3 separate regions of the Mus musculus genome follow, and all the other regions are linked to region 2. Evidence: chromatin loops called from intact Hi-C (ENCODE). Cell type or tissue: left cerebral cortex. All regions are shown on one strand. Links, peaks and the distances in the headings refer to the core of each region. The heading gives the core; the rest is flanking DNA.

Region 1 (10,534 bases), core at 7,727-10,226, 220 kb before region 2:
ATTCCTTTTAACTAGAGTTGTCTTCCAATTTCAACAGCTATCTACTGTGTCTGCTGCATTGCACAGCTGTAAAGACTGACCACTGAAAGCAATTCCAAATGACAGCTCTGCTCTTACCATTTTCTACTCTGGGACACATGGTACATAAAGGACTTGAACGTAAAGTTATGAAGTTCTGCAGGACAGTCATAAAGGTTTGCAAGGGACCATAAGAACATGGTCTCTTTGGATCAGAAAAAACAAAGGAGGTAAAGAAACAAACGTCAAACAAACCAACCTTAAACTACTCTTCAGGGAATTTTGCACTTGGCTTAGTACTATGAAGGCTGAGGCACAGAGAGAGCATATCTGAAATGAAAGTATCATTAGTGTGAGTGAGCTTTCACCTTGAGACAGGAGTGCTCACTGAGATCCACCCAAGGACTGGCCATAGAGATGTCTCATGGACAGCATGTGGGTGATGATATGTAGTGCTGCAATGGAAACTCTGGTTTAAAGCCACAATCTCCACGGAATTCCTAGCTCTTTCACTAAGAAAATCAAGTTCAAATAAAGAGTATGCAATTCAATTTCTGGAGGGCTGCTGAGCATTAAGGACACAAGTTTCTTGGTTTCTCATGTGAGCTCGCTCTACCAGAGGCAAAGCTTCCTTCCCCTCAGGCAGCACTGGATGGTCCCTCGCTGATGTGAAGCGTTGTGGTAGGGTGTTGAAGAGGACTCTCCAGGGAACGGCTCCTCTGAGGCAGTGCTGGGCTTGCAGCCGTCTTCCGACTTCCTCAGGACTCCAGCAGTGCGTGCCACCTGCACACTTGCTGTCCCTTCGACTCCTTCATTGCAGTCCAGTGTCTGAGCTCCTCCTCCCCAGAGCTGTTTAGACCTAAGGAAATCCAGCCTATCATCTCCTTCCTTTTCATGCTCCGCCTGTTATACACAGACAGTATCAGAGTCACGTCAGAAAGCTGAAACAAGGCCACTTGAAAAACAAAAGTTTCCTTGTACACCGGATTTGGCTGCCCTCTGCGGGTGGATGTCTTGCATTTGGACATCTCTTGGCCCATGGAATTCAGCAGTGTTAACTTAACATATGTATCTGAAGGAAGAAAACCAACACACCACAAATATCATTTGAAACAAACTGACAGTTTTCTTATGATAAATGCCAAAATAAGGTAGTTACACTTTATAAGGATATGGTGTATACCATGTTTGATGGAAACTCAACTAACTCAATTTTGATGTAAATGCTTACTAAATATATAATAAGTACAGAGAATGCTAAGTAGGCTGGAAATACTTGGGTAGTAGTAATGGCTTAGCCTCACTATTTTTCTAGGAATGGAATTTAAAGGTATACCTCATAATCCTTCCTTCCCTTCCCGCCCCTCACTGCCCTCCCACAACCTCCCCTGCCCATCACCACCCTAGTCACTCCACTAAGCGGGACATCATAGCATTAATAGACACTTAGCAAGCTCAATTAGCCACAACACTACAGCATTCCACTGTGTTCTCAGAGAGTAGGAATAAACAAACAAACAGAAATGAAGGCAGATGGCGAGGAGGAAAGGAGGGAGACAAGAATGCAAAGGTGACATTGAAACAGCTTAAGATGAAATGTCAGAAGAATCTCTGCATGGATGTGGTTTTTAAATATATATCGAAACATTTAAGGGTCCCAATGAAGCTAAATGCCTTAAGGGGTCAACATTTAGCAAACCAAGTAAAACTTACTTCTGGTTTCATGCAAGAGTACATTTAATGTGCGTTTGAGGAGAGTAAGTTAAATACTATTGGGTTTCTTTCAGGCATAATTTAATGTAAAATTTTAAAAATTGTATTTTAATTATTTTCATCTATTACAAAAATACTGATATGATGTTAAGTGTACAAAGTGAAATGTAACACTTCAAGGCCTTTTGATATGGAACATATATCCTCACTTTAATAGACTTTTCAAGTCTGTTAGATTCATGCAAATGATCTCAGCATGTTGATCCATCATGTGTACTTCATATCAAAATTTCAAATAATTTCAAAGATAATTGCAAAGATCTTATGAAATACGTATTTCTATGATAAATCAAAATACAAAGAAATAAAAAAATTTATTTTAAAAAGTTTTGCTTATTTGTTGATATTCTGAATACCATCATCCATAATCAGAGATAAAGTCTAAGTTAGTTTTATTTAAAATACCACAGATAAAAATGTGCATTGTTTTGGAAACCAACATGGTGGACAGTCTCACTGCTGGCAAGTTTTAGGGCATTTTGTTTTTGCATGAAAAGACAACATCCAATTAGCCTCTACAGGAACTCACCTCGGATTATATAAACCTGTCCACCTATCAAGTGTTTTAGACAACAGAACAGTCCATCTGACAACAGGGGGTGGAAAGCAGTAAAAGAAATAATGACCAGATGTCAATCGTTGGGTGAAAGAGGGTCAAAGGTCAGAATTAAAGAGGAAACACTGTGCACTTGAGTGGAAAAACATAAAACTTTAGCATTTTAATCCAGGGAGAGGGTTGAACAAAGGGCTGTTTTGTAAATTTCATGGAATGAAAAAAAAATTACCATCATTGTGTAATCTTAAACAAAAATTACACCATTTTCAGAGGGGGATATATTTATAATGGTATCTTCTTCGCACATTGAACATATAGAATCATGCAAGCTACCAGGCTATAAAGGATCAAATACAATCATTACAGGGTCACTGTTAGTTATTGTGCTACATTTTAATGTTACCCATGCAATATTTAGGATTTGAAATATTCTGATTACTTCCAATAGAATCAAGAATTCAGTTATGTAAATCATAATACTTGCTTTTGAGTACTGCTCCTGTTTCTTGGGGGGAATTTGAGGTTATATGGCTTACAGCAGTTTACAGCTTAGACCCTACGTGTCAATGAAGGGCTACCATCTTCCATTTAGGACATGATGGTACAATTGTCTTAAATTCTGCAAATATCTTACATGTCATTTATAAACGCTTTACCTTCATATCATTATTTTAAAAGTTGGCTTTATTTACATACTAGTGACTTCCTAGCTAACACCACTAATCAAGCTGTGGTTGAAGGTCTAATTTTAAACTAATGGCAGCTGCTGCCGTTCTTTTCATGCTGTAGGTGCCCATCAGGCTTCACATGTTTACCACGTAACCTTGCCTCTTGCTCCGTTTTCATCCTGTCTCCTTGTTCTCTCTTGCATATCATCATATCACTTCACTCTGCTACTTTTTGATATGTGTCTAATCAAGTATTTGTCAAAAATTATTGAGCTGCCAGCTAAAGTCAGCCAGTACTCCCACTGTGACCCCAATCTCTGCCCTGTCTCCAGCTGGTGCTCAGTGTGATCCCAAGGTCTCTTCTGTCTCCAGCTGATGCCCCAAGGTGACCCCCAAGCTCTGTTCTCTCTTCTGCTGCAGTGTGACCCCAAGCATGGCTCTGCCTCCTGCTGCAGTGCGACACTGTCTTGGCATCTGTGACTTGTGGTCAGGTGTGCACACCTGTGGTTGTCATGACCTCATGAGCTCATCTGTCTTCACCTGCAAATCTTACTCAGGTTCTCTCCAGCCCTCCATGGAGAGATTCTCAGTGTGTTTGGATAAAGACAATCAAGCCAGACTCTCCAGCCTGTTTGTTCTCAGAACGCTCTTTCACACACTCAGTTTTTTTCTTTGAAACGAGAAACTGGATGGTACTAATTCTACTTTTATGTACCCTTTTCAGGTCTGATTCTCACAGTTACCCTGTAAGACCTTAACTCTACCTATTAAGAAACAGACTTGTGGGGTCAGACCATTTGTCTATAGGGATTTTTTTTTCTCTTTAGATTTTTCTTTTTAACAATCTCATTTTGTGTGTGTGTGTGTGTGTGTGTGTGTGTGTGTGTGTGTGTGTATTGGTGTTTTGCCTACATGTATCTGGTGTCTGTAGAGGACATAAAAAAGCATTGGATTCCCTGGAACTACAGTTCTAGATGGTTGTGAGCTATCATTGGGATTCTGGGAATTGAACCTGAGTTCTCTGGAAGAACAGCTAGGCTTCTTAACTGCTGAGCCATCTCTCCAGCCTTGCCTTTCAGAATTTTCGATTTAGGGACAGGCACATTCTACGATGTATAAAGTAAGCTTGCCAACATTTCTTGCTACAAATCAACTATCTTTTTATGATGTTTCATCTGCATTGATAATGAATTTTATGGCATTTAAAAGCAAAGTTAATATAAAGAATAGGAAAAGTTCCCCCTATGCTTAGCACTCTGAGTAAGCGTGTATTAAGAAAGTCTCTGGGAAATCTGTAAACAAATTTAAGCTATTAATTATTTACAATTTCCTTTCAAAGCTTTAGTCCAGGTCATGAACATGTTTAATTTACAGAAATACAGAGAAATTGTTCTGTTCCCCACTTAGGTCTGGCTCACAGCCATCAACAGTTCTGGAGTGGAGTAGGGACAACTTCTCTGCACTCCCCAAACTTACTCTCATCCTCACTACACAGAGATGGAAGAGGAGAAGAGAGAGACAAATGGGCTTCACTCCCACAGACCACCCCCAGTCACTTAGGCCAAACGCTGTCCTGATTTTGTTTGTACTGGAAAGGGAGGGAAAAGGCTTGCTAGCTTGTGGAGCGATGTTTTTCATTTGTTTGTTCTGTGTAGGATAATAAATTTTCCTTTTTTATGGTGCTGGTGATAAAACTCAGGGACTGTACATACTAAGCACATGCTGTACCACTCAATTACATCGGTAGCTCCTATAATTTCAAAGGAGAACAAACTGTGAGGAACTACTTTCTTCATGAGGTGTTAAGGATAAAAGAAATACAGAAGTAGTTACATTAGTTCAGAGTATTGCACGCAGACAGAAAACAAAACATTAATCTTTAGCTAACAAAAGCTATATACTTTTCTGTTAATATTGTGAATAGTAGTTACTTTTAAAAACCCTGTAACTTCTTCTGGCATTAAAAGATAATGGCTATGATAGGGATAATTTATTCTGCAGACACTATGAAAAATTAAAATTCCTGTCACCATACAATTAATATTTTGGGTTTCACATTTTCCTCTTCCCAAAATGACTGGAAATAGAAAACACGAAACAGATTGGCTGATGATTCAGTGTTTCATTGTGGTTGGTTAAGACTAAAATGATATGAGTCCCCTAAGTGCCGAAAACATTAAGATAAAAATAACTCTTTTTCACTCACTGGGTGGTCTGTTTGCTGCCAGGTTTTTGAAGTGGCTGCCTTTGATCACTTCTGCTGATAGTCTTCCAGTGGTGGCATTGTAAAGGAGCCCAATGAGGATTTCTGGAACAGAGCCATGTTGAAGAGACTGACAGGAGGATGTACTGTCACCACAGGATGCCTCAGACAAGCTCACCTGAGAGTCACAGCCCTGTAGAGCAAATATGAAATTGTTATAGTATTTTACAAAACACAGATTATAAAGTGTATTGTTGGCTGGGTGTGGTGGGCCACACCTTTATCACCAGCACTCAGGTGGCAGAGGCAGGTGGACCCTCTCTGGTCTACACAATAAGCTACAGGCCAGCCAGAGCTACAGAAGCTCTGTCTCAAACATCATGACCACCAAACTCTACAACAAACAAAAGCAGTAAAACGGCAATGCTGTGTGTATTGAAGTTATGTCACTAGAAAGACAAGGATGGAGGTGTACAACATGCTCTCACACACTCAATTACAAATAGTCTGTAGACATTTCAGTCAAGTAATGGAGAAATTTCTATATTCCTACATATTTGTAGACAAATCAAAGAAACTTCTTTTAAAACTCTCTTTATTCATATCTATCTACCTATCTGCCTATCTGCCTATCTATCTATCTATCTATCTATCTATCTATCTATCTATCTATCTATCTATCGCATGTGTGTATATATGCACACACAAATGCATGTGACCAGTGTGTATGTGAAAGTTAAGGGACAGCTAGCAGGGCTGGTTTCTCCCTTCAACATGTGGATCCGAGGGATTGAACTCAGATCATCAGTGTTGGCAGCAAGTATCTCTACCCACAGAACCATCCTAACAGCTCAAGCAATTTCTTCAGCTTACACATGGTAATGAGGTATTTTCTGAAGTTAAAAGACTGTTTTATAAGAACTATCAATCTCAAAACATGGATGTGAATTTATTTACATTAAACATCTCAACTATATTCTTAAAGACAAAGATTGGCACGTGTAGATAAATAAACAAAACTATCTGCCACTTTACGGCAATATCTAAAACAGAGAGGCAGAAAAGCAAACAAATTGTAGACTTTTCTAGGCATGCAATAACCAAAAAGAAAACTGTTGTAGCTGTGTGTCCGTTTCCTTGGAGACAAGACTATCACTGGAGGTAAAGAAGTACACTCAACAATGACGACACATTCAGTTTCTAGGAAACTGAAAAGTCCCAGATTCATGTGCACCTTATAATGTGGGCTAAAGACACAGAAAGCAAAGCAGACTCTCTCTGGAGGCACAGCAGCACATTTCCCTCAGGGACTGAGTGGATGAGCAGGAGAGGATGTGAGAGACTTACACATCATAGAGGTGAGCTCAAGCTGAGGACACCACACAGCCGCCCAGCAGTGCAGCAGTGCACAACACAGCCGCCCAGCAGTACAGCAGAAGCCTTCCTTACAGTAACAAGAAGTAACAGCAAAGCTCAGAGGAGGGAAATTCCATAATGTATTTTTTTGACCAAATAGAAATATAAGACCTATAATATATTTGAATATGTTCTAAGTGATTCTTGAGAAACTAAATAGTAATGAGAGTAAGATAATAAACTAAAATGGAAAAGACTAACAAAAATGGATAAATTTCTGGAAATGCCAATAAGAGAGCGAGCACATTGTGTATTCTACAGACCATGAGTTCATAAGAGAGCAGCACAAACAACTCCCAACAAATCTGAAATTTGGATGAAATGGACACACTCATAGAGAATGACAGCTAATGGAAGAGACACTAGAAGAAACAGAATATTGCAACCATCTTACTTAAGATTGAACTTGTAGTTAAAAAGATTTTTAAAAATAAAAACACAAAATAAGACATTTTAGCTGGGATAGCTTCCCTGGTGAACTTTAACTGGTGATAATCCTCTCCCCACACTTTCAGGCAGGAAAGAGGAAACAATCCTTAACTCCACTTGTGTCATGACTCTAACACACCCTTAGAGTTAAAGCTTAGGAAAGACATAAAAAGGGTACAACACAGGACTCACTCATTCATCAATCTAGATTTACAGTTCCTAAAGAAAGTGTTAACAAACCAAACCCACCAATGCACAACATACCACACTTTACAAATAGATCTGCACAGGGTGTGTGTGTGTGAGTGTATGTGGGGGTTGGGGGAGGAGGATGGAGCTAGAGCACACACAAGGCACTAGGTTCAGTCTCCAGCACCACATAAGCTAGATGTGGTGGCACATACCTGTAATCTCAGCCCTCAGGTGGTAGAGGCAGAAAGATGAGAAAAAGTCAAGGCCACTCTTGTTTACACAGTGAGCTCCAGGCCACCCTGGCATACATGAGACCCAGTCTCAAAAATTTTCATAACTTGTTTCCCCTTTGAAACTGTTAACCATTTCTAATTTCTGTCACCACTCAGTAGGTTAGAAATCACAGCCAGTGAAGGTCCTAGCCTTAATAAACACCAACAAAGTAAATTAAAGCCATCATAATGTTGAAGAGGTCAGCTAACTAAAGACTGTTGGAAAATTCCACCCGGCCCCAGAACATGAGATCCCTCCCCTTCCAGAAGGAAAAGGTTGGTGGAGCAAGTAGGCTGGAAGGGAGAGGCTGAAGCCTCTACTACCTCATTACCAATCAGTTTAAAGGGTGCACTGTTCTGTCAATAATATTGTGTCTAGTTACTGATGCTCTATTCCACTCCTGGAAACTATAAAGACTCTCCAAATGGGCTTCCCAGAATCACCACCTCTCCTTTGGATGCAGGATGACCCCAGAGCACTGGAACAATAAATTCCTCTTGCTTTTGCATCGATCCCCAGTTCAACATGGCTCACTCAGGGGGTCCCTGGTAGCTAAGGCTTGTCAGAGTCTTACATTGTAAGATGAATGGGTAAGCCTGTCTAATATACAAAAGTACAAAGGAAATTTGAACAAATCCACAGAAGAACTGCAGTTGCACAAAAGGTGAAATTTGAAAAACAAAATTGCAAACACATCAGCAACACACCTGAAAACAAAATTTGTAAAAAGGAGCATTTATAGACATGGGCATGGTGGCTCATGCTCGTATTCCAGTACTGCAGAGAAGGTTGAAGCAGGAGGACTTCAGGTTTCAGACTTGCTTGGTCTACACAGTGAGTTCTGCACTAGCCAAGGCTACATCGTAAGATCTTGTATCAAACGAAAGAAAACAAGCATAAGCATTAACTGCAGCTTAAAACATAAAATATCCAGAATGAACATAATGCGTGGAATGCTATCCTGAAAGGCATCTAAAGAAAGCATGAGCATTGCCAAGCAAATGAAAAGTGTTTACCAGAGAAGCTCACTGAACGTGTTAGAGAGCTGTTTGGCAATGTTCTCCTCCTGTCATCTAATAGATTAAATATAATTCTAATAAAAATCTCAAAAAGTTCTTTACAGTTTCCTAGTGTCAGTAGTTCAAACCTGGAGGGAACAATAAACACATGGGCTAAAAGAACATCTAGTATGGTGTGGACACAGAGAAGGGGAACCATCGTCTTCTTCTGGTGGGAGTGTAAGCAGATAGTATAAAAAATGTCAGAGATACCTGCCCCCACACTTTTGCAGTCCCACTCCTACATATATACTCACTGGAGATGTATGCAGTGCCACCAAGAGACAAGAAAGAGTAACGCTAGGGAGGCACTCCTCACCCCGACCAAAATGGAGGACAGACAATGGGGTTTTGGTAAGCTCATTTGATGGTGTACCTCACAGCAGTAAAATAGTTGTATGCACTAAAAACAAGCCCAAAGCAAACAACTCGGAGGACATCTAGCAAACTAACTCTAGTCCACTGGAAGTATGGTGGGTGGTAATTCAGTGAAGAAAGTGATTTATACACATGCAAAATATGGTTAACTCTAGAGGGGTGTGACGGGTGATCCAGGGCAATGGCTTTGTTTTTATTTTACCTGTATATATACATTTGTGACAAATGGGTGGTATCATTTCTGCTTTTTACCCTTTTCAAAGCGTACTGGGGTTTTCGTAAGAAAAAAGGCTTGATTGCTTGATATAAGGAAAAGACAAACATACATACACAATGGTAGAATAAACATTCAGAATGTTATCTGAAGATTCTCAAAGGGACCTCCTGGGTTAGAACAGGAATGGAAGAGGGGAAGAATGAATGGCATGATAAAAGAAGACAGGAAGGGGCTGGAGAGATGGCTCAGTGGTTAAGAGCACTGACTGCTTTTCCAGAGGTCCTGAGTTCAAATCCCAGCAAACACGTGGTGGCTCACAACCATCTGTAAAGAGATCTGATGCCCTCTTCTGATGTGTTTGACGACAGCTACAGTGTACTTACATATAATAAATAAATAAATCTTTAAAAAAAAGACAGGAAGGGAGAGAGTTGAAGAGAAAGGGGTGGAGGGAGGAGGAAAAGAGAAAGGCTACTTATTAAAACAACATAATTAAAGGATTTTTAGTGCCAGAGATGGCTCAGAAGGTAGTGGCTCCTGGGTGGGAACTTGGTGATCTGAGTTTAATTTATGGACCCTAAAAGGTGGCAGGAGAAAATGACTTATGACACACAGCTGTGTACATGCACACACAGACATGCACTATGGCATATTTACATACAGATGTGTGTGTGTGTGTGTATATATATATATATATATATATATATATATATATATATATACATTTACATTTTTTAACTTTAAAACTTTTTAATGTTTTTAGATAAATCTTCACATTTAAATCTACTCTTGGCTATGTAAGCAATAAAGAAGAATGAGCACACATTTCAACTAACTAATTGATCTAGCCTTCAGGAATATAAAATATTGTTTTACAAATATACCTCTAAATCAGAACAGGAGGCAAAAGAAATATATATTTTATATTCCTAAATCATGGGTAAAACTCCATATCATTTAGTATGTTTTCTTGACAGTTGGAAAAGAAAATACAATCTTAGTTTCAATCAGGCAATATCATCACTTCTGAAAATGGTGTCAAAAACATGCTTGAACACACTTGCTAAATTTGTTACACTAGGCTGTGGTACCAGTAGCATCTGTTAGAACAAAATGTGAACTTATGCCTGTCAGCCCAGCCACACTATCTCCAGGAATGCCTGAGGGGGGACAAACACCTCTCTGGCCATATTATCGCTGAGAGGATACCTATTGCTGTGTGTGTGTGGAGTGTGGAGATCCTCGATGATCACATTCTAGCCAAGTCAGCCTTAGTGTAACACAGATCACTTAGATCCTAGATCCTAGACAGGGCTGTCCCTCCAAGGGTTCACTCTGCATTCCACCTTTAAG
Region 2 (10,534 bases), core at 3,144-5,643:
ACCATGCCCCGCTCTTTTTTTGGGGGGGTGGGGGGTGGGGGTGAGGTGGGGAGTGGGGGGGTGGTGGGCAGGTTAAGATTTAAAACAGCAAACAACAAAAAAAAGTATTTGCTGGGCTGAAGAGATGACTCAGCGGTTGTGACTGCTCTTCCAGAGGCCGAGTTCAATTCCCAGCATGGTGGTTCATAACCAACTGATGCCCTCTTCTGGTATAATTGAAGACAGCTACAGTGTACTCATATATATAAAATAAATCTTTAAAAAAAATTTATTTGCCTATCATGCTCAAGGCCCTAGCTAGAATCAAAAAAGGGAGAAAGAGAGAAAAGAGAGAAAAGAGAGAAAAGAGAGAAAGAGAGAAAGAGAAAGAAAGAAAGAAAGAAAGAAAGAAAGAAAGGAAGGAAGAAAGGAAGAAAGGAAGAAAGGAAGAAAGGAAGAAAGGAAAGAAAGGAAAGAAAAGAAAGCCTGGCAGTGGTGGCACATGCCTTTAATCCCAACACTTGGGAGGCAGAGGCAGGCGGATTTCTGAGTTTGGGGGCAGCCTGGTCTACAGAGTGAGTTTCAGGACAGCTAAGGGTATACAGAGAAACCCTGTCCAAAAAAAAAGAAAAGAAAAAGAAAGAAAAGAAAGAATGACTAAATGAATAAAGGCCTGGGATGTAACTTAGTGGGAAAGTGTGTAGCTGGCATGTATGAGGCCCAGCATCACAGAGGAATGGAGGGAATATGGAGACCATGTTAGGAGGAATGAGGAATGGTAGTGCACACCTTAAATCCCAGTACTCGGGAAGTGAGTTTGAGGCCAGCCTGGCCTATACAGCAAATGCCAGGCCACCAGTTAGGGATAGTGATACTCTCTCAAAAAAGGAAGTGACTGTAAGAATAACAGGACTGAGATAGTGAGATATAGAAGTCACCCACATATATCCAGCAATTAAAAGCAAACTATTAAGAACAATAGCACAAAGGTAAAATAGACACAAGCCAGACATTGCACTACACACCTGCAATCCCAGCACTGAGAGGTGGGAGGTAGAAGGCGGATGGAGCAGGAGGATGGTCATGACTGTGGGCCACACAGTGAACTCAAGGCTGGGTTTACAGAGTAAGAGCCTGTCTCAAAAAGGCTGTGTGTTTAACCATGTTTCCAGATTTCTATAATGGGCACAGCCAGTCTACAGCGACCAGAGTCAGTTCAGTGCCAGCAAAAGGATAGGCATCTCTGTAGGTCATGGAAGGTACATGTTTGTCAAAGCTCAAACTGCATATAGAAATTAGGTACACTTCGTTATTAGTTAGTTTTTCCTACCCGGATCTGGTTCTTGCCTTCCACCTTTACGTGGGTTCCGGAACTCTAACTCAAGCTGTCACCTTTTACAGCAGGAGGTTTTACCCAGTGAACCACCTGGTCAGCCCAGGCTGCCTTCTGTTTGCATATAAACATATTCTAATGAGGCTGATTTAAAAAAAAAAAAAAAAAAGCCAGGCATGGGGGTGTGTAGAAAGATTCTCTTATGTACAGTATGGAAGCATCACTTGTCAGTAAAAAAATGATGGCCTAGTAAAAAAGGCGGGAAGTAAGAGTTCTGTAGAGAGAGAAGAACTCTGGGAGCTACTCAGGTGAGGGTGATTCCACCAGCGGACTCTGAGGAGTAACTAACCAGCCACGTGGCTCGCATGTTATAGACTAGAGGGGCATATAGTTATGAGCTTGTCGGAGAACAAGCCCAAGCTTATGGTCTAGGCACTTGTTCATAACTAAGTCTCAGAGTCGTCATTTGAGATCTGGGGACAGGCGGAAAGCCTTCCTTCACAGGTATACACCTGTATTCCAGGGCAGAAGTCGGATCGTAAGCGGAAGGCCAGCCTGGTCTACACAGTAAGACCGTAACTCAAAAGACGAGCTCAGTCTGACATACACAAGACCCTGGATGTGATTCCCAGGCACAGAAGATCACTTAGCGGTGCATCTGAGCCCTAAGACAGAGTCTCTCTGGGCTCTCAGTCCCAGTACCTCTCAGAGTCACCTTAAGGACCCAGTGAGAGCAGCCTCATCTCCTCTCCAGCTGCTTCATATAAACAAATCTACAACATGAAAGTTTGTATTTTTATGTCTACCTCCCATCAAACCTGGTCTCTTACTGAAGCGGAACAACCTCTTCAGTGAACTGAGCTGTCACAGTGACCACATAATGTCCCCCTGATACGCCAAGCGGTCTTACGGGAGGTTACAAGTCCCCCAAAGAGTAAGCCAACAGCATTTTCCTGATGAGAGGGTCCTGTGTTCCCATCAGAGTCTCAAAAGCTAACCCAACCCAACAAGGCTGAATCTCTGCCTTGGAACCACATGCTCTCACTCAGCCCACACAACACAGAATGAAGAGGACAGGCCGGCCCCAGGCACTTACGTTCCTGTGTCTCAGCAGCCTCCTCAGCAGCCTCCGAGACAGCAGCTTCTCCCACACTGCCATCCTCACTGCCAGCTTCCTCATTCATTTCTGCATCACCTACAGCACTGTCATCTTCCTCTTCCTCTTCCTCCTCCTCCTCCTCCTCCTCCTCCTCCTCCTCCTCTTCCTCTTCCTCAGAAACATTCTTTAATGTAGCAAGCAGTCTGTGGTACCCTGAAACGTGCTCTTGTTCACTCTCTGATTCACTTTCAGAATGTGAAGAATCTGAACTCTCTGGCTAAAGAAAAATGAGAAATTAATATATATATATATTGTTGTCAAAATAAAAATAAGAAAGAAAATGTGAGAAATACATATTAGTGGAATTTCCTCAACCACAAAGAAGGAAATTATATCACATGCAAGGGGATGGATAGAATGGGTGATAAGGAAGTAAAAATAAGTCAGACTAAAGACAAGTAATATTTTCTCTTGCACAAGGAAACTAGATTTAAAAGAAATTAGAAGTCATGAAATCAAAAGGACAAGAATTTGGGAAGAGGAAAGGGATGAGCAGAGATGGAAGACAAACAGTCAAAGGAAGGAAATGAATACGATCAGATAATTTTGACTGGAAAAGTCCTTAGGAAACCCGCTACTTTGTATAATGAATATACATTAACTCACAGACAAAACAAAAATCCCTATGAGCTTTTCAGCAAATATTACAGTCTCATCTCTTGAACCAAGCCGGGCATGAAACTTAAATAAAACAGTTAACCAAGCTATGGTTCTAATTGACATCAGCTGCACGTGGAAAGAAAACTGACTTTTCAAACAAAATTTCAGGTTATGAGTTTTAACTTACATCTCAGACATCAGGTTTCATGTTGCATGATGTAAGAGGAGAATTACAAGCAAGTGTCACTGTCTGAGTCTCCGGGCCCCTTGTCCATTTTATACTGTGTGAAGCCTTTCATGCACAAGGAGCCAGCACTCTGATGAACCCCTTCCACAGAACTTAAGACAGTGTCATGGGGTAGTTTCCAACCATAGCCTCTCTCATCACATGGTAATTTCTACAGCTGTCTCCATCACTTACAACCAATTGGGTAGCATTACTAAAATCACAGCTCACACCCAAAACAGAGAAACACGGGGATGCAAACCAAACTTTACGTTTACACCCAATCTTAAAGGTAACAACCCAATTCCAACTACTATAAAGAAAAAAAGCATTACCAGCTGACAAATCTGCGGCTTGGCTTCCTTCTTGGAAACCCTAAAATAGAAATAGATAACATTAAACTTTAGCTGCTAGTTCGTAACAATCACGAAAAGGCATAATGATTCTGCTTTAAATGAATACCAAAAAAAAAAAAAATGTCCAATACAGGATAATATCCAGTCAGTGTAAAAAATGAAATTCTGCATGCACAAGGGCAGAGATGATCAGCAGACAAAAGGGTAACAGACAAGAGAGCTCAATGACATCTCTTAAGAAAGGATAAGTCAGAAACTGGCTTTTAACGGCACACCGGGGTTCACCTCTCAGGGCCAACTTTATCTCCCGACCTCCCGTCCTGTTTTTGGAGACCCTTACGCGGCCCTGGCTGGGCTAAGCTGCGATTTCGCGCCTGAGCCCGCGCGTGCTCGGATGACAGGCAGCACGGCCCGCGGTCTCAGCAGGTCCCGGTGCAGAGCGCACCTCCGCAGCGGGGTTCCCGTCCTGCACCGACCGGACCCGGCTCAACTCGGCCGGAACCAGCCCTCCCGGCGGCCCGCGCACCCCGACCTGTCGTAGAAGGGGTGCTCCTCGCCGAAGTCGCGGAGGTGCTTCTTCTGCTTCTTGGTCATGGTGCTGAGCATCTGGCTGCGGCCCCGGTTCCGGCGTTTGCCCATAGCGGAAACGTCAAGCTCGCCACAAACAAACAAACAAAACACAAGGTTCCCAGTGGCAAGTTGTCGCTGTCGCACGTGGGCACGCTGGCTTTACGGCGGAGGCGGGAGCCGTAAAGCAAAGCTGCTTTACGCCCAGAGAGTACGACAGGCGTTACACCCTCTGGTCGCTATACTGCCCCCTGCCGGAGCGCCTCTAGCACATAGGCGTGTCTACGCATGCGTGATCGGAACACCAGCTCCTAGGGCTGCAGGGACTGGCTGTCTTTCCGGGATGGAGTGGCTTGCTTTGTGCTTATCTTTTACCTTTTTTTTTTTTTTTTTTTTCTCCAAAATTGAGGAGGACGAGGTTGGTGGTCCTTTGTCCCTCTCCCAGGAGCTAAGAACTGAACCCAGGACCTTGCACTGGTTTTCAAGCACTAAGCGAAATCCACAACCGCGTGGTTCGCTTTGATATGTCAATGTATGCTAGCAGAAATGGTTGAATGCTACTCAGAAGAATAAGGACCATCGCTTAAGGGTGCCCGCACACCCCACTTAACGGCACACTGTCCAGACGGATCTAGCGAGTCAGTCTGTTGAGAAAGATGCAGACACCGATGCTTAGCAAGAAAGATCATTCATTAGTCTCTGGGAGTATGTGAGGTGATCCTCTCCTGACATTGCTTCTTTAACAAAAGCAGAAACACACAAGATAAAGTAGGATCTTGTATGTGTTATCACCCAAACGAGTGAAACTGTACATTTAAAGTTGATGTGTATTAGCCTGAGTGTGAGTAATAGCCTAAACGGGCCAGGGGCGTTGCTCGCTCATATGTAGGGTGCTTAGCCAAGGTACTTTTCAAATCCTGGGGTTTGATCTTTAACACTGAGCAAAACAAACCCACACAGCAAATAAACTAGTGGTGACTCACACCTGTGATCTCAGTCCCCGGGAGGCCGAGGCAAGAGAATGAAGTGTTAGAGACCTTTACTTAAAAAATAAAATTGAGCCGGGCATGGTGGCACACGCCTTAAATCCCAGCTCTTGGGAAGCAGAGGCTGGCAGATCTCTGTGAATTTGATGTTACCCAGGGAAAATAAAACAAGACCCAACTTCTCTAAATAAACAAAGGAACGAACAAAAATAGCTGAGGCCTGTATTTCAAGGACACACAGCAATAGGTGAGGCTGTTTGACACCACACAAAGACATACTTCCCTTCAAAACTAACCGAGGTTCAATGTAAACAAAGTACTAGCTCCAGCTTAGACTCAAAGCACAACTGGAGACATCGAAACATCTTTCTGTGGAAGAGTAGGGGTTTACTCAGGTCCACCTGTCCGCCCTCTGTTCCAGGGTCATCTACTACTAATAATTAGGGTGGGAGTGGGAAAGCCAGTGGTGGTGGGGGACAACCCCCCCCCCCCAGCAAAAAAGTATCAAAAGCCATGCAAACAGAAAGGGTGGTAGCCAGCACCTGGCCTGGCCTAGGAACTCATTAATAGACATCTGTCTTCTGTCTAGTTGAAAGGTATAGTCACTTAGATAAACAAAAGGCTGTTTGCAAAGTGTCCTCACAGGTTTTATGGCTCTGGTGACCGTGTAACCTGGCTCTAACCAATAAAAGCCATACTTTTTTCTCCTTTTACTGCACCCCAAGGGCCCTACCCCACACCCCCAGACATGCAGTTTCGTGTTCTTCCAGAGATCTCATCAGAAGCTGAAGGTTCCAGCACTTGAGGTGACTCTTGCTCTCACGTGGTTTCCAGCATGCAAATCTAGACTATTCCCAGTTTTAGGCAAAAATTCACCCTATCTCCATCCAAGTAGTCTCAGCATTGGCTTGCTGACTATTGGAAAAGAAGTCCCTTTCTTTCAAAGTATTGATAGTCACCTTCAATAAGGTTGACGGAGGGCCTATGTGACTATAACCTGACGGTTAAGAATTTAGCCATTGTCTCTATACCTCTGTGGAAGCTCTCTATGAGCACACATGTGCACATACATGTATACACATGACCTCCCCCCCCCACACACATACCTGGGAAGTTTTAATAAAGACAGGTTTTTCCCCTCCTTTTTTCTCTCTTTCTACTCTTAGAACTCATTTCTCTCCCCTAGGATATCCTTTTATGTATTCAAACTCAAAGTCTTTTCAGAGTTAACAGTAGTTCAGGAAGTGAGTTCTATGTTACTGTACAAAGAAATGCTAGTGGGTTTTAAGTTACTGTTCCTGGGCTGTTTGAAGTGAGGTGGGTAAAGGGCAAGAATATTCTTTAAGAAAAGAGCATTCAGAATACTCAGGAAGGCTTAATAATTTAAAAGAAAAAAGTTCCACAGAAATTTTCAAATACAATAAATAAAAAACTTGACAAAAAGATATGATAGACTTCACAGGCCTGCTACTCAGCCTCAGGGATTACCCATGAGCCTCAGGGATTACCCATGAGCCTCAGGGAACACCCATGAGCTTCACACAATTACCCATCAGCCTTGATATTACCCATCAGCCCCAGCAATTACTCCCTGAAGGCTACCCATTTTACATTTATTGCTCTACACCCTACAAATTTTGAAGCAAATTGTAATAATTATTTAATCTGTAAATATTTTAGTATACTTTTGTAAAAGACTGTATGATCTACAGAGGGAGTTCTGGACAGTCAAGGCTACACAGAGAAACCCTGTCTTGAAAAACCAAACCAAACCAAACCAAACTCACAAAGTAAGATGAAAATGATTGAGAAAGACACCCAATGTTGACCTGGGACTTCCACTTGTACACACACATACACACACACACACAGCACTACACAATAAATAAAATGTTAACACAAGAGCACATCAGAGAGCGAGCCATCAAAGATCAAAGGAACAATTTAGATGTCTGAGTTCCTAGTTTGTTAAGACTATGGGGAAAGTGTGTGTGTGTGTGTGTGTGTGTGTGTGTGTGTGTGTGTGAATATATATGCATTTATGGGCCCTCCTGGTCCTTTAAGACTCATTTTCCTACATACAAAATCACTATACAAATGTCCTTCAAACACAGACCCATCTTACCTTTCCAGAGTCCTGACAGAAATTATTGGCATCAACTCACAAAATTATGAAATAACCTCAGTTACTCACTCAGAAACATTTGCTGATCACCTGTTTCCTGCCAACTGCATTGCGTACAGCTAAAGCGAGGATAAGATCCACACCAGCCTCCTCAGGGGACACTCTGTGTTGGAAAATGAGCATACTTGGAGCCCTGGCTAGAAGTCTCGGCTCTCTACTCTTAGGATGAGCATCTATCAATCATGCCATTCACCAAACATCCACCGACTACATGAGCAAGGACGTGTGGGTTATAAATAGGGTCTTAAGGTTATATGTCTCAGTCTGTGCTGCCATTGGGTTTCACAGTACTCACTGCGCAGAGTTTCTTCCCAGGAGAGTTAGCTCAAGAAAACAAGATTGTGTTTCCTCCTTTTCTATTCCTAACAGGTACCCAGAGCCTGCAATATAAGGACTTTTTACTTTCATCTCTTGAGACAGAATCCTAGGTAGCTCACATTGTCCTTGAACTCAAAATCCTCCAGTTTCAGTTGGTTGAGTTCTGGGATTACAGGCACATAGAGCCCTTCCCAACAAGCTATAGGTGGTCTGTCTTTTTAAAAGTCAGTGACCTTAAATAAATATACTTTCTGGACATTAACCTACCAGTAGATATAGACTACAAAGGAAAATATTTTGTCTATCTGATGTTAAGGACAGGCTTCAAGTTTGCATAGCCCCCTCTGCTGTAGGACTGTGTAACTGCACTCTGCTGTCCATGTTTTCTGGTGAGGACTCCCAAGTACACATAGCACAAGATACTCATTTGATTATCTAACAGGAGGGAGTTACGATGTTGCCACCACAATACTTCCTATCCAGGGCTTGATAGGCTCAAATCTCAGGCTTTCCTTTGGAAGATCTCAAGCCCAAATTGAGAGATAAAACCATTTGTAAATCATTACATTGTTGTAGGCTGAAAGATGCATAAAAGGTCAAAGGAACTCACAGGATAAAGTCACTCAGGCCTGAAGGAGAGAACAGAGAAGTTCTTAAGTAAGGAGGAGACTGGACAGAAGATGCATGGAGTGAGGTTTTTATAGGTAACTGTAAGAAAGAATGTTACTGTTAGTTGGTAAACTGTGAACAACCATGTTCACACTAATGGTGTTGATCACTGTGTGGATGTGGTTACAAATGATGGGGTGCATGAATACCTGAGGGCAGAGCTCTCCACAGCTACGAAAGCAAGTGTGTTCCCTTTATCCCCATGGGCTCAGAGATCTTGCATGCAGGATGCCCATGCTAGCCTAGAGTCTCCAAATAGCATTGCAGGTATAAAAGTCCTGGAAGAGGCCAGATACCTGGGAGCCTAAGGAGAGATTCAGGAAGCTAGGAAGCCACACATATCTGGAAGTGGCTGCCAAACAAGGGTGGCTGCTGTGGCTTCACTATGCCTTGTGTTCCTCAAAACCCATGTTAAATTTGATTTCTAGTGTAAAGGTATTGCGAGGCCCTTTCAATGTGTTGGGCTCATGAGCACTCTGCCCTCTATGGTGGGATTCACCCTGCTCTCAGGAAACTGGGCTCATTCTCCATGGAGTGAATGAGTTCTTGGTCTTGAAGGACTGGATCAGTTACCGTGAAAGCACAGTTACTGCAGAGCGCAGCTGCCTCTTGAGCCGTATCCTGCTCTTGCCTGATGTCAGACTCACGCTCCCAGTCTCCAGCCTCTCCAGCAGTGTGTCAAACGAACTCCTTCCGCTACAGATTGCCCACTCTCAGGTAGTCTGTCTTTTTCAGCAACAAAAAATGAAATGAGCAAGAGAGCAAACGAAATCACTTACTGCAACACAGAAAACAGAGGCTCAGGGCCCTGTATACAGAGACCCCTGAAAACAGAGACTCGGGGCCCTGCTGGTTCAAGAGGCTTCGCAGAAGAGGAAGAGCTAAGGTGATGATCAAGCTGGAACACTCAGAAGAGAAGGAAAGGTGACGCTGGTCCACATTTGTTAACTGATTCCTCTTAAAAAAAAAAAAAAAGGTCTGCAGTGGGACTGAGATGGAGGGCTCTGGACTGGAGTGTTCCAGATACAAACCACATCTCATGTTCAATACTAGATAACTTCCACACTCCATATTTGCCACTGGACTCATAAGTTATTTGTTGGCTGAGTGGTTCATGATTTTTAATAGATTTATTTATTCTATTTTATGTGTTGAAGTGCTTTGCTTGCATGCAGGCATGTGCATCACAGGCAGGCCTGGCTCCCATGGAGTTCAGAAGAGAGTGCCTGATCCCCTTGAACTGGAGTTATCTGGTTATCTGCCACCACGTGGGTGCTGGGGACGAAATCCAGATCTTCTGCAAGAGCAGCATCGTGTGCTCACAACCAATGAGCCATCTCTCCAGCCCCAGTAACTACCGTTTTCACACCACTGTGCTGTGCATATATGTGGAAGGCAGGAGAATCTATGCAAAAGATAAAGTCCCTGGCCTAAGGGAGCTCACACTTGAGACAGAGGAACAGTCAGGGAAGATCTGTTAGTGAGCTGAGAACACGAGGACCTGAATGAATCTCAATCCCCAACTTCGACATAAAAACCAGATATGGGCAGAGACAAATGGTTGGGTGCTGGGAGCTTGCTGGCCATTCCATCTGTTGAAAGATCAAACTCCAGGTTTGGTGAGAGACCCTGCCTCAGAGGAATAAGACAAAGAATGTTAGAAGGTATGCAATATTTTTCCCCACATGAATGCACATGGATACATGCAACTGTATGCACATGTATGTGCATGGACACACACACACACACACACGGATTAAAAATAAAAATAAGCCTTAGAAAAGAACTTATGAAGAGTAAAGGCATTGCTACCCTATCGACCACAATGGGGAGCCCATCAATCCTATGGGCCACGGTACTGGACTGAGTAAAAAGAAGAAAGTGAGCCCAACACCAGTATTCACCTTTCTCTGCTTTTGACGGCAGTCGCAAGCTGACCACCTCACATTCCAGCCACCATGCTTCCTCACCATGATGGACTGCACCCCCAAACTGTGAGCAAGAATTAATCGTTCTTTCCTCAAGTTGCCTCTGTCAGACTCTTTGTAACAGAGACATGAAAGTTATCTTGGCTCACATTTTGGGAAGTCTCTGGCCCTTGGGGCATTTTACTCCTGGGTCTTCGAGGAGGAGGCACCTTCTAGTGGAGCTTGTTG
Region 3 (10,534 bases), core at 958-3,457, 220 kb before region 2:
TGGGAGTATCTGCAGCTTCCTCATATATTCCCTGTGCTCAGTCAGTGCTACTTCCCTTCTGTCTTTGGAATTATATTCTTTGACTATGGTTTTCCTGGGTGTGTGACAATTTAGATATTTACTGGATACTAGTACAATTGTTATCAGAAAGGCTTCATCCAGCAATGGATGGGAGTGGCAGAGACCCACAGTCAAACAGTAGGCAAAGCTCAGGGGATCCTGCTGAAAAGTGAGAGGAAGGATTGTAGGAACAAGAAGGGTCAAGGACACTACAAGAAAATCCACAGAATCAACTAAGCAGGGCTCAAAGGACTGAACTGACAACCAGGAAGCCTACATGGGTCTGAATTCCCTCTTCTGCTTATGTTATGATTGTGTAGTTTGGTGTTCTTGTGGGACTCCTAACAGCTGGAGTGGGGGCTGTCTCGGACTCTTGGGCCTGCTATTGGGACCCTTGTCCTCCTATTTGCTTGATTCATTCAGTCTTAAGATGAGGGGATGTGTCTAGGTCTCATTGCAACTTGATATGCCATGTTTAGTTGATATCCCTGGGAGGACTGCCCTTTTCTGAAGGGAAGGAGTGGATCTAGGTAAGAGGAGAGATGGTAGGAAGGGACTAGGAGAATGGGAGGGAGGGGAAACTCTAGTTGAGATAATATATGAGAGAAAAGTAGATACAAAAGCAAAGAAGGCTGGGGGTGGCACACACCTTTAATCCCAGCACTTGGAAGGCAGAGGCAGGTGGATGTCTTGAGTTTGAGACAAGCCTGGTCTACAAAGAGTCCAGGACAGCCAGGGCTCTGTTACACAGAGAAATTCTGTCTTGAGAAACCAAAAGGAGAGGAAGGTAGGAGGAAGAGAAGGAGAAGGAACAGGAGGAGAAAGAAGAGGAGGAGGAGGAGGAGGAGGTCGTCTCTTGTTCACTGCTGTGTACACCAGGCTATCTCCTATCTCTACTTCCCATATCACTGGAGGAGTGTTGGGGATCTGAACTCAAGTTCACACGCTTGCAGAGCAGCACTTTATCCACTGAGCTGTCTGACTGGGGGTTCTACTTGGTCACTGGTTGAGTCTTCTGGGAAGCACTGAGTGACAAAACATGGTCTTATTATAAGGTTAGGGTCCTGGACTTGACTTCCTGGTCCACCATATTCCTGAAAAATGAAAAGCTTCCTTTCTTAGATTTGCAACACTGGCTGAGCTGCTAATTTGTACAGTTCTGTCCTCCAGAAGTGACCTCTGGACACAATGGAGGGTGAGCTTATTCAAACTGGCCACTGGACTTAAATAGCGGGATACAACTGATTATTTTTATACATATTGTTCTTTTCAAACTGATTTTAAAAAGTTTTATAATTGTCTGTCTGTCTGTCTGTCTATGTGAATGTAGGTACCTTAAGCTGAAACTATAGGTGGTTGTGAGCCACCTGACATGGTTGCTGGGAGCCAAACTTGGGTTCCCTGCACGAGCATTGTATGCTGTTAGCAGCTAAGTCATATCTCTGGCTTCCAGTTGGTGTATTTTAAATGCACAGAATGTTTCTATGAACGAATGTTTTAAATGCAACTATCTGAATCTGTGTTATAAGCATATTTTTATTATTAGAAACATTATTTATGTTTTAGATAATGCTATTACCCATAACTGTACTTTCTGGACTCTACTGGGTTTTATTTTTAAAATATGACTTTAGCTATTTAAAATAGAAGATATGCACAATATGGGACATGAGTGGATGAGAGGAGAAGGAGCAATGTGCCTGGTGAGTAAATGTGGGAGGCAGGTTTCTGAGCCTGCCTGCTGCACACTGGGATGCTAGTGAGCAGTTAGCATCCTCCTGCTTCAGTTTACCTGAGGGGTGTGGAACAGCTGCACCTACTGCTGTCTTTGCCCTTACACTACCTGCCCACATATCACAAAGCAGCAAAACATTTGTTTGTATCACAGATTCAATATGCTATCCTCGCCACCATGAAACAAACATTCTCCTGCCATTTACCTAAAGAAAGAATATTTGGAGACTGCAGAATAACGAGTTGAAGTTATCATTTGCAATCCACCCATGCAAATCAGGGTTTCCCCTAAGATGAACTGCGAAAACCAAAGCCGTGAACAGAACTGTCAGTGGTGCGGTGACACTAAGGTGTGTCACCCACAGGTGTGCAATGGCAGGCTCCCAGGCATGGGACCAGAGACTAAGGTTCAATGTCCTCATTGGAAATGGGAAGGCAGCCATCACACTTTCTGAAAGATTTCTTTAATTTTTTTTTAAGCAAGTCCGTTATTTTCAGTTTATTTCAGTGTTTAATGTAAGTACTATAAAGTAATATATTAATAAACATCACTTTATCTGCTTTTTGTGTTATAAATCATATTTCATTTTACACAAAGGGATTCTATGCTTCAAAATGCCCCTACCACAGGATCTATATCTTGTTTCTGAATGGTCAAATGACCAAAATTTAAATATCCTAAGATTGTGCTGCCCCCTGTTGACCCAGTCTCCTTAAAATTCTTGGGTCTTCTGTGAAGGAAAAAATTTTTGCTTCTTAGTATTATAGGTAAGTAATTTCATAGACGATCATAATAAAAAAATGTACACGGTAAAATATTGAATGCAACTCTAGATAGAATATAGCATATTCCAAGACAGTAAAAGCTAACCCCAGGATGTTGAGAACAAAGGAATAGTCTAACCATCCTCTTCCACAGAAGCCTAAAGCTGCTGCTTAAAGTAATGCTGACACCTGCTGGAAAGCTCAACCATCCTTAGGCCCAACTCTACAGTGATCAATTCTCAATTCTTCCACTGAATTGGCAGCACCTGGATCTTGAGCTCTCCACGTTAGAAGAATACTAGTACCTTGGGTGTTTCAAAATGTTGGAATAGCATTTTCCATGCATTAGCTCTCTATCTTGGGCATCCTCTTTCAGTCTCATATAATTGACCAAATAGAGGTGGGGAGATTTTCCTCTAGGAATCATGTTTGAAAAACAAACACACTGGGTGGTAGTGGCGCTCACCACTAATCCCAGCACTTGGGAGGCAGAAGCACTCTCTCTGTGAGTTAGAGGCCAGTCTGGTCTACAAAGCAAGTTCAAGGATAGCCAATGACTGCTACATTGAGAAACCTATCTCAAAAAGAAAAGAAAAGAAAAGAAAAGAAAAGAAAAGAAAAGAAAAGAAAAGAAGAGGGGAGGGGAGGGGAGGGAGGGGAGGGGAGAGGAGGGAGGGGAGAAAAGGAAAAAGTAAACCAAACACATTTAAATCTACTTTTCATTAGTTAATCCCACGAGGAGTACACATTCACTCAGACTCTGTGTCCAATGACCTGTATAGAAACATTGCTTCAGAACTGGGCATGAACTCTCACAAGGCCCAGATCATGTGGCTTTCCTGCTTTCCCCTAGTGGTCACCATGCTGCTGTTCTCTTTATCTACACCAGCACATCTCTTTCCCAGGTAGGACTGGGGTTCATCTCTAGCAGAAACTTTTAATTTTAAGAACAGCTGTGTGCTTTCTTTGGTTCCACTGCTGTGCACCACAGCCTTCCAGGCATGTACACCCTTTAGAATTCCTGTTCTCAGCAGGCCTACACATGCTTCAAGATGGTGTATAGTGTCTAGAAAATATCTTAAAGCAGGTGTGGTGACACATACCTGCAATCCTAGCATTTGGAAGGCAGAGGCAGGGGGAGTGTGTGTTTGAGGCCTCAGTGACAATATCCTAAAAAGCAAATGCATGCATCACAAAATCTTCAGCAGGTTTAAGCTGCTGGTGAGAGATGAGAAGAAGTTAGGAGCATCTCTATCTATTATGGAGTTCTTCCACTGAGAGCACTTGCCTTCTGAGATTCTAGCTGCTTGCTATCATGAAATAGAAATCCTTGTTACTATCTTGCCCAGTTATAAGACTATATGAGGCAACAGATGGTGTTATTTCCATAACATATTGGCATCATATCTATCTTTGCCCCATTCTATGCTCCTTGCTTGCCACTGTTATGTGTGGGGGAAGTGGGGGAAGGGAGGAGTTTAGGAAGCATCTGATCTCCTCAGATCTTCCCTAACTGGGTGACTACTACTGACCCCGCTTACCAATCCCCATGCCCAAGTGAGGACACCAGACTTCCACAACACTGGCCTTGATGGTGACACACACCTCTCTCTACTCAAACACTTCATGCAGAAACAGGTAAGCGCTTCTTGAAGTACTCTATTCCACACAAGCATCATGTGTCTCAGAAAAAAATAAAAGCTGTTAAAATAACCTTTACAGCACTCAGAGACAGCCAAAATCTAGCAGTCTGAGAAGTGTTTTCACAAGGACAATAACTAATTGCCATAAGAACAATGAGGTTCACAGAATTGAAATTTTAGCCAACCCCCCCCCCCCCCGTGTTCACCATCTTCAAACATGAAAGCCTCTCAAGCTGGGAAGACACTGGCAGGGAGGGACAGGCTGGAATGGCCAGCAGCACTCTTAAGAGAACTGTCCTGACCCAGCTTGTCTCCCAGCTCCCAGGAAGGTTCTACGCTCGAGGCTCAGACTCCAGGAAGGTTCTACGATCGAGGCTCAGACTCCATCTTAATTGGTTTGAGCCATGTGGTCACAACAGGAAAAAGGCTGGTTATAATTCCTGGAACTATTAAATGCTGTAGCTATGAGGCTAATAGAAGGCTCAAGAGAATGAGAAAGAAAATCTGTAAAATGAGATAATTTAACAAGCCCTAAAAGCTTCAAGGCTATGCACACACCCAGAAAGGACCTAGGATGTCCTAATCCTCAACTCCAGCTGACCCTGAGGCTCGGTACATACAGGAAGTGAAAGTCAAGGCAGTTATAAACTGGACATAGGAAGGTAGATCACAACACACGCAGCCCATCAAATACTGGGAGAATTAATGATTCAAGGACTTTAAGGGAATAGCAACTGACTGCCAATATAACCAGAGTGCAGCAACTGCACATGATAATACTTTACAGAATTAATATATCTTCAAGCATAAAGTGGCAATAATGAGGAAAAAAATCAACAATAAACTGGGAGATGGGGCTGATTTATAGATGTAGTCTTTTATAACACTCAAGTTTCCACTTTGTTTTTAAAAACAAGAAAAGGTTATAAAACATAAAAACAAAACAAAACAGCATAACTGCAGCAGAAACCATGGAAGGCCAGAAGTGGACTTAAGAAGAAGACTGCCATCAGACATTCTATTTTTCTTCTGTGAATATCTTTTTAAAAAACTATGTGCATGTATGTCGATTTGTATACACTGGTGCAGTAACCACAGAGGCTAAGAGGGTCCAGGATCCTCTGGAGCTTCAGTAGCAGGCGGTTGTTAGCAACCTAGACACTAGGAACTGGACTTGGATCCTTTACAAGCACACCACACACTTTTAGTCTTTGAACCATCTCTCCAAGACCTTTTTAATTATGCTCCAATTGCTAAAGGGAACTGTTGCTAAAGATGAGAGGTACACTTCAGCACATAGAGAACATTTATAAAGAGATGTAAATGACTGTAAAAAACAAAAAGCCAAATGAAAACTCTGGATTTGGAAAGTATAACTGAGATGAGAAATTCAATAGAGAGATGAACAGCATTGAATTTGATGATAAGGGAAATTGAGAATTTCTAGACTGAGGAAATTTCTAGAGTGAGGAAAATCAACCAGAAAGAAAAGAAAGCATCAGAGGCCTGTGAGAAACATCATCAAACACAACATATCAGAATTCTGGGAGGAAGGAACAGAAGGTACAGAAGACACTTCAAAAAATAATCACTGAAACATTCCAATTTGATGAATCGCATCTGTGATGGTCTGAATGATAATTGCCTCGTTGGCTTATCTACTTGAATACTTGGTCCCCAGTTAGTGGAGCTGTTTGGGAAGAATTAGGAGGTGTGGGAGAAGCTGTCACAGGGTTAGGCTTGGAGGCTTCAAAAGCCCTCCACCATTCTTAGTGTCTTTCTCTTTGCTTCATGCTTGTGGATCAAGGTGTAAGCTCTCAGTTTCAGCACCAGCCTTCCTGCCTGCTGCCATGCTCCCTGCCATGGTGGTTATGAACTCAAGCCCTCTGAAACTATAAACTTCTAGTAAACTCTTTCCCCTCTTTCTTTGGTCATGGTGACTTATCATAACAACAGGAAAATAAAATAAAATAAAAGACAGAAGTTGGTACCAGAAGTGGGGCATTGCTACTTAATGCCCAATTATGCTGTTTGCTTTGTTTTGCCTTTTTTTCTTTTCTTTTTTGACAAATATGAAAGACTTTGGGATTTTGGACTAGGAAAGTGATTGCTGTAAGCAGGGCTTAATGGGACATCCCAGCTGGAGCTTGGAGGAAAGTAGTGTTAAGTAAATGTGGCCTGTGGAGGCCCAACTCAAGAGGTTTTAGGGCAAACAATGTTAGCAACCATGTTAGAGACCATTATGATATTTTGGCAAAGAATATAGGCACCTTTTTGTCCTTATCATAAAAATATGTAGGGCTGAGGCTAAACTGAAGAGCTTTGGATTAATTTTGTTGGCAGAGGAGATTTCAAGACAGCCTAGTATTGACTTGGTTGCATGGTTATTAGAAATCACTCTTACACAGATTTACAAGGAAAAAGCGCACCAGGTAACTTAAAGTTGGAGTCAAGACTTGTGCTGAGACATGAGAAGAATAAAGAAAGGCCTGGTGTGAAACAGAATACAGGGAATGGTGTCCTCTGGGCAAGAGCCCACTTAGCTAAGCTTCCAACTTGTAAATAAGGAAAGCACTGAGGAATTTTCTGCATCTAACAAACACCATCAAATTAAAGCTTATACAATTGTGATTCAAGAAGGGGGCCAGCCTCTATTCTCAGCAGTAAGCCAAGATTAGTTTGCAATAGCCATTTGGTTCTGGCTTTAAAGTCAAGAAGAATACAGGAAAGGGGTTATGGAATCTTCTTCTGCAGTTAGGGAAAGCAGCTCAGGCTGGGCATGTGGCAGGAACATCCCTCTATGGCCTCTGCATCAGCTCCTGCTTCCTGTCCTGCTTGAGTTCCAGTCCTGACTTCCTTTAGTGATGAACAGCAATGTGGAAGTGTAAGCTGAATAAACCCTTTCCTTCCCAAGTTGCTTCTTGGTCATAATTTTTGTGCAGGAATAGAAATGCTGACTAAGACACCTCTCCTCAACTTAGACTCTTCATCCATTTCTTCTCTGCCAGAGGTCTCCTGATCTCCTACCATAGCTCAGCACTGCCTCCTTCTATGGAAAAAAAACAACTTTGTAGACCTGATGAGAGACCGTTCAAAGGGAGAGTGCTCTTGACCATTAGATGTCAGCTTAGTATCTTTATAAGAGGTACACCTCTTCTCCCTTCCCTTTGTAAGAAGAAGCCAGGATACAGAGTTAATCAGGGTGAGGTCAAAATCCCATTGCTGTTGGATTAGAAGATGGAGAAAGGGAGCATGAGTCAAGAAGAAGAGCAGAAAACAAAAAAGGAAAACACAAAGCAAGAGCCTTTCTTGCAATTCCCAGAAGAAATCTATTCCTGGGTGACAAGTTTGGACTAATGTCATTCAAGCTTACAAGGTAAATAATTTTATGTTTTACATAATTTGTTAAGGCAGGAATGCAAAACCAATATAACTCTTTACTATCCAATTTAAAAGACATTGAATAGAGCAATAAATCTAAATATTTGTTAATAAACTTCTAATATATACAGATGCAATTTGTATGATAATAACAGCAAAAATGGAGAAGGAAAATCGATGAGGCACACACTAAGCAAATTTTACATACTCCTGAAATTAGGTTGGTGCTCACTTGAATTAGATTATTTTAAATTAAGATGTTAATTATAATTCCCAGAAAACTCACTAAGAAAATAACTTGAAAAACAGAGTAGTAGAAAGGTAAATAAAGCAGCATATTAGAACATACCTCACACAAAATAAAACTGTAATGGAGAGGCAGAGAAACAAGGAGTAAGAAATAAACAAAATAAATAAGTAAATAAATAAATGGTAATATGGGACTTTGTTATCAGCAATCACATTAGCTGTAGATAGACTAAACTTCCCAACCAAAAGTTAAGGACTGGCAGAACATGTGTCAGACAACATGTCACAATAGTACTACAGCTACAGGAGTTCTCTGTTAGATTTAAATACACCAATGAGGTGACAGTAAAAACTGATTGTAAAAAAGATGTATCATGTAAGAATAAACAAAAAGAGAGCTAGAGTGGCTAAGTCAGTATCAGCCCAAATATATTCTAAGAAAATTTAATATGAGACAAAGATTAACAACTTATAATGATAAAAATGTCACCCAGTAATGTAGTCCAAAAACAAAAGCAACAACTGACAAAACTGAAAAACCACAGACACAATTCTTCAATAACAGTTGAAGTCAACAATGCTTCCTTCTTCCCATACAGGAAGAGCAAGAGGCACGAGAAGACTTGGGCACTGTGTGTCACCTGTGTAGACTTGGGCACTGTGTGCCACCTGTGTGTGTAGACTTGGGCACTGTGTGCCACCTGTGTAGACTTGGGCACTGTGTGCCACCTGTGTGTGTAGACTTGGGCACTGTGTGCCACCTGTGTAGACTTGGGCACTGTGTGTCACCTGTGTAGACTTGGGCACTGTGTGCCACCTGTGTAGACTTGGGCACTGTGTGTCACCTGTGTAGACTTGGGCACTGTGTGCCAACTGTGTGTGTAGACTTGGGCACTGTGTGCCACCTGTGTAGACTTGGGCACTGTGTGTCACCTGTGTAGACTTGGGCACTGTGTGCCACCTGTGTGTGTAGACTTGGGCACTGTGTGCCACCTGTGTAGACTTGGGCACTGTGTGCCACCTGTGTGTGTAGACTTGGGCACTGTGTGCCACCTGTGTAGACTTGGGCACTGTGTGTCACCTGTGTAGACTTGGGCACTGTGTGCCACCTGTGTGTGTAGACTTGGGCACTGTGTGCCACCTGTATGTGTACACTTGGGCACTGTGTGCCACCTGTGTGTGTAGACTTGGGCACGGTGTGCCACCTGTGTGTGTAGACTTGGGCACTGTGTGCCACCTGTGTAGACTTGGGCACTGTGTGTCACCTGTGTAGACTTGGGCACGGTGTGCCACCTGTGTATGTAGACTTGGGCACTGTGTGCCACCTGTGTGTGTAGACTTGGGCACTGTGTGCCACCTGTATGTGTACACTTGGGCACTGTGTGCCACCTGTGTGTGTAGACTTGGGCACTGTGTGCCACCTGTATGTGTACACTTGGGCACTGTGTGCCACCTGTGTGTGTAGACTTGGGCACGGTGTGCCACCTGTGTGTGTAGACTTGGGCACTGTGTGCCACCTGTATGTGTACACTTGGGCACTGTGTGGCACCTGTGTGTGTAGACTTGGTCACGGTGTGCCACCTGTGTGTGAAGACTTGGGCACGGTGTGCCACCTGTGTGTGTAGACTTGGGCACTGTGTGCCACCTGTGTAGACTTGGGCACTGTGTGTCACCTGTGTAGACTTGGGCACTATGTGCCACCTGTGTGTGTAGACTTGGGCACTGTGTGCTACCTGTGTGTGTAGACTTGGGCACGGTGTGCCACCTGTGTAGCATCTGTCTGCAGAGCACAGAAGCTTCTTTTCAGGGGCTTATGGGACACTTTCTGTGGGTAAATGAGAATAAACAACTGGTTAGGCCAAAAAACAGGTCTCACTTAAATTTTCTAAAACAGTTAAATTGAATTAGAAATCATTAACAGAAGGAAACTTGGGAAATTTAAAAGCATGTAAATTAAATAACGATTCAAAGGTAAAATTTAAAGTAAATTAGTATTTTGAGACAAATGAAACCAAAATACGCCGTACGAGATGCAGCAAAGACCAGTTCAGAGAAGTTTATAGCCATTTGTGACTTTATTAAGAAAAAGTCAGTTCTCAAATCATCAAAACTCTCTAGCAACACAAAACAAAACTAGAAAATTACTACACTAAGCCCAAAGCAATAAAACAGGAATTTAAACAAAGATGGGAGCGGAAAGACATTTTAAGAACAACAGAGAAAAATCCAACAAAATAAAACCTAATTCTTTGAGAGGACGAGGAAAACTGACAACCATCTAACTGGCGTGGCCCAGGAAGTAAGGGACAGCAGCACAACTACTACACTCTTTTCTTTCTACTTGAAAAGGGAGCATTATTATGACCTTGAGAAAAAAGCTAGTAAGGGCTATTACCTGAAATTAAATGAATCAGACAACTTCAAACAGATTGCAAAAATTCCTATAAATACATAAGCTTTGAAATGTCTTAAAAGGAAATAGGGAATCTGAATACATGAGTAAGAAACTGAATTACTATGCCACACCAGAGGCAATCAAACTTCCCAGTAAGTCAACCCTGTTTCAGATGGCTTCACCGGTAAGCTCCATTCATTGTAGAGTAAATGTATTTTCTACAAAGAAACATTCAAATCCTAACATCTGCTATAGCTGGTGAGAAAGTCTTTGCAGACTTGTGAAGATGTGTTTCCAAGGGAGGCCA

What was found. Hi-C counts contacts between places; a loop is a spot of excess contacts. Peaks named below come from ENCODE experiments on the same cell type or tissue, not always from the same donor. Only the 100,000 strongest peaks of a DNase experiment are listed, where the experiment ranks them.
Region 1: it touches region 2 in a loop (2.2-fold over the local background); 4 of 42 quality-filtered maps call a loop at or near these places.
Region 3: a loop joins it to region 2, with 2.5 times the contacts of the local background. A loop is called at or near these places in 4 of 42 quality-filtered maps.

What each region holds. Positions count from the first base shown.
Region 1 is chr1:192,896,531-192,907,064 of GRCm38, forward strand. It overlaps Syt14 (synaptotagmin XIV), which reads right to left. Exons shown (of 8, transcript NM_181546.3): 7 at 5,222-5,411; 8 at 1-1,090. The coding sequence ends at 777. Among named protein-coding and RNA genes, the nearest start is that of Gm39746, 28 kb to the right of the region's middle. In left cerebral cortex, for the core only: a CTCF peak has its summit at 8,838; no DNase peak of the experiment used is centred there.
Region 2 is chr1:193,125,859-193,136,392 of GRCm38, forward strand. Utp25 (UTP25 small subunit processome component) reads right to left here and starts at 4,393. Exons shown (of 12, transcript NM_145415.2): 1 at 4,186-4,393; 2 at 3,633-3,672; 3 at 2,409-2,688. The coding sequence starts at 4,292. In left cerebral cortex, for the core only: a CTCF peak has its summit at 4,467 (motif pointing left); DNase peaks (open chromatin) are centred at 4,445 and 4,757; H3K4me3 peaks cover 1,851 bases; H3K27ac peaks cover 1,280 bases.
Region 3 is chr1:192,909,799-192,920,332 of GRCm38, forward strand. All of the region lies in intron 6 of Syt14 (synaptotagmin XIV), which reads right to left. Gm39746 (a long non-coding RNA gene) reads right to left here. Exons shown (of 2, transcript XR_865900.2): 2 at 5,243-10,534. Among named protein-coding and RNA genes, the nearest start is that of Gm39746, 15 kb to the right of the region's middle. In left cerebral cortex, for the core only: CTCF peaks have their summits at 2,511 (motif pointing left) and 3,427 (motif pointing left); a DNase peak (open chromatin) is centred at 1,915.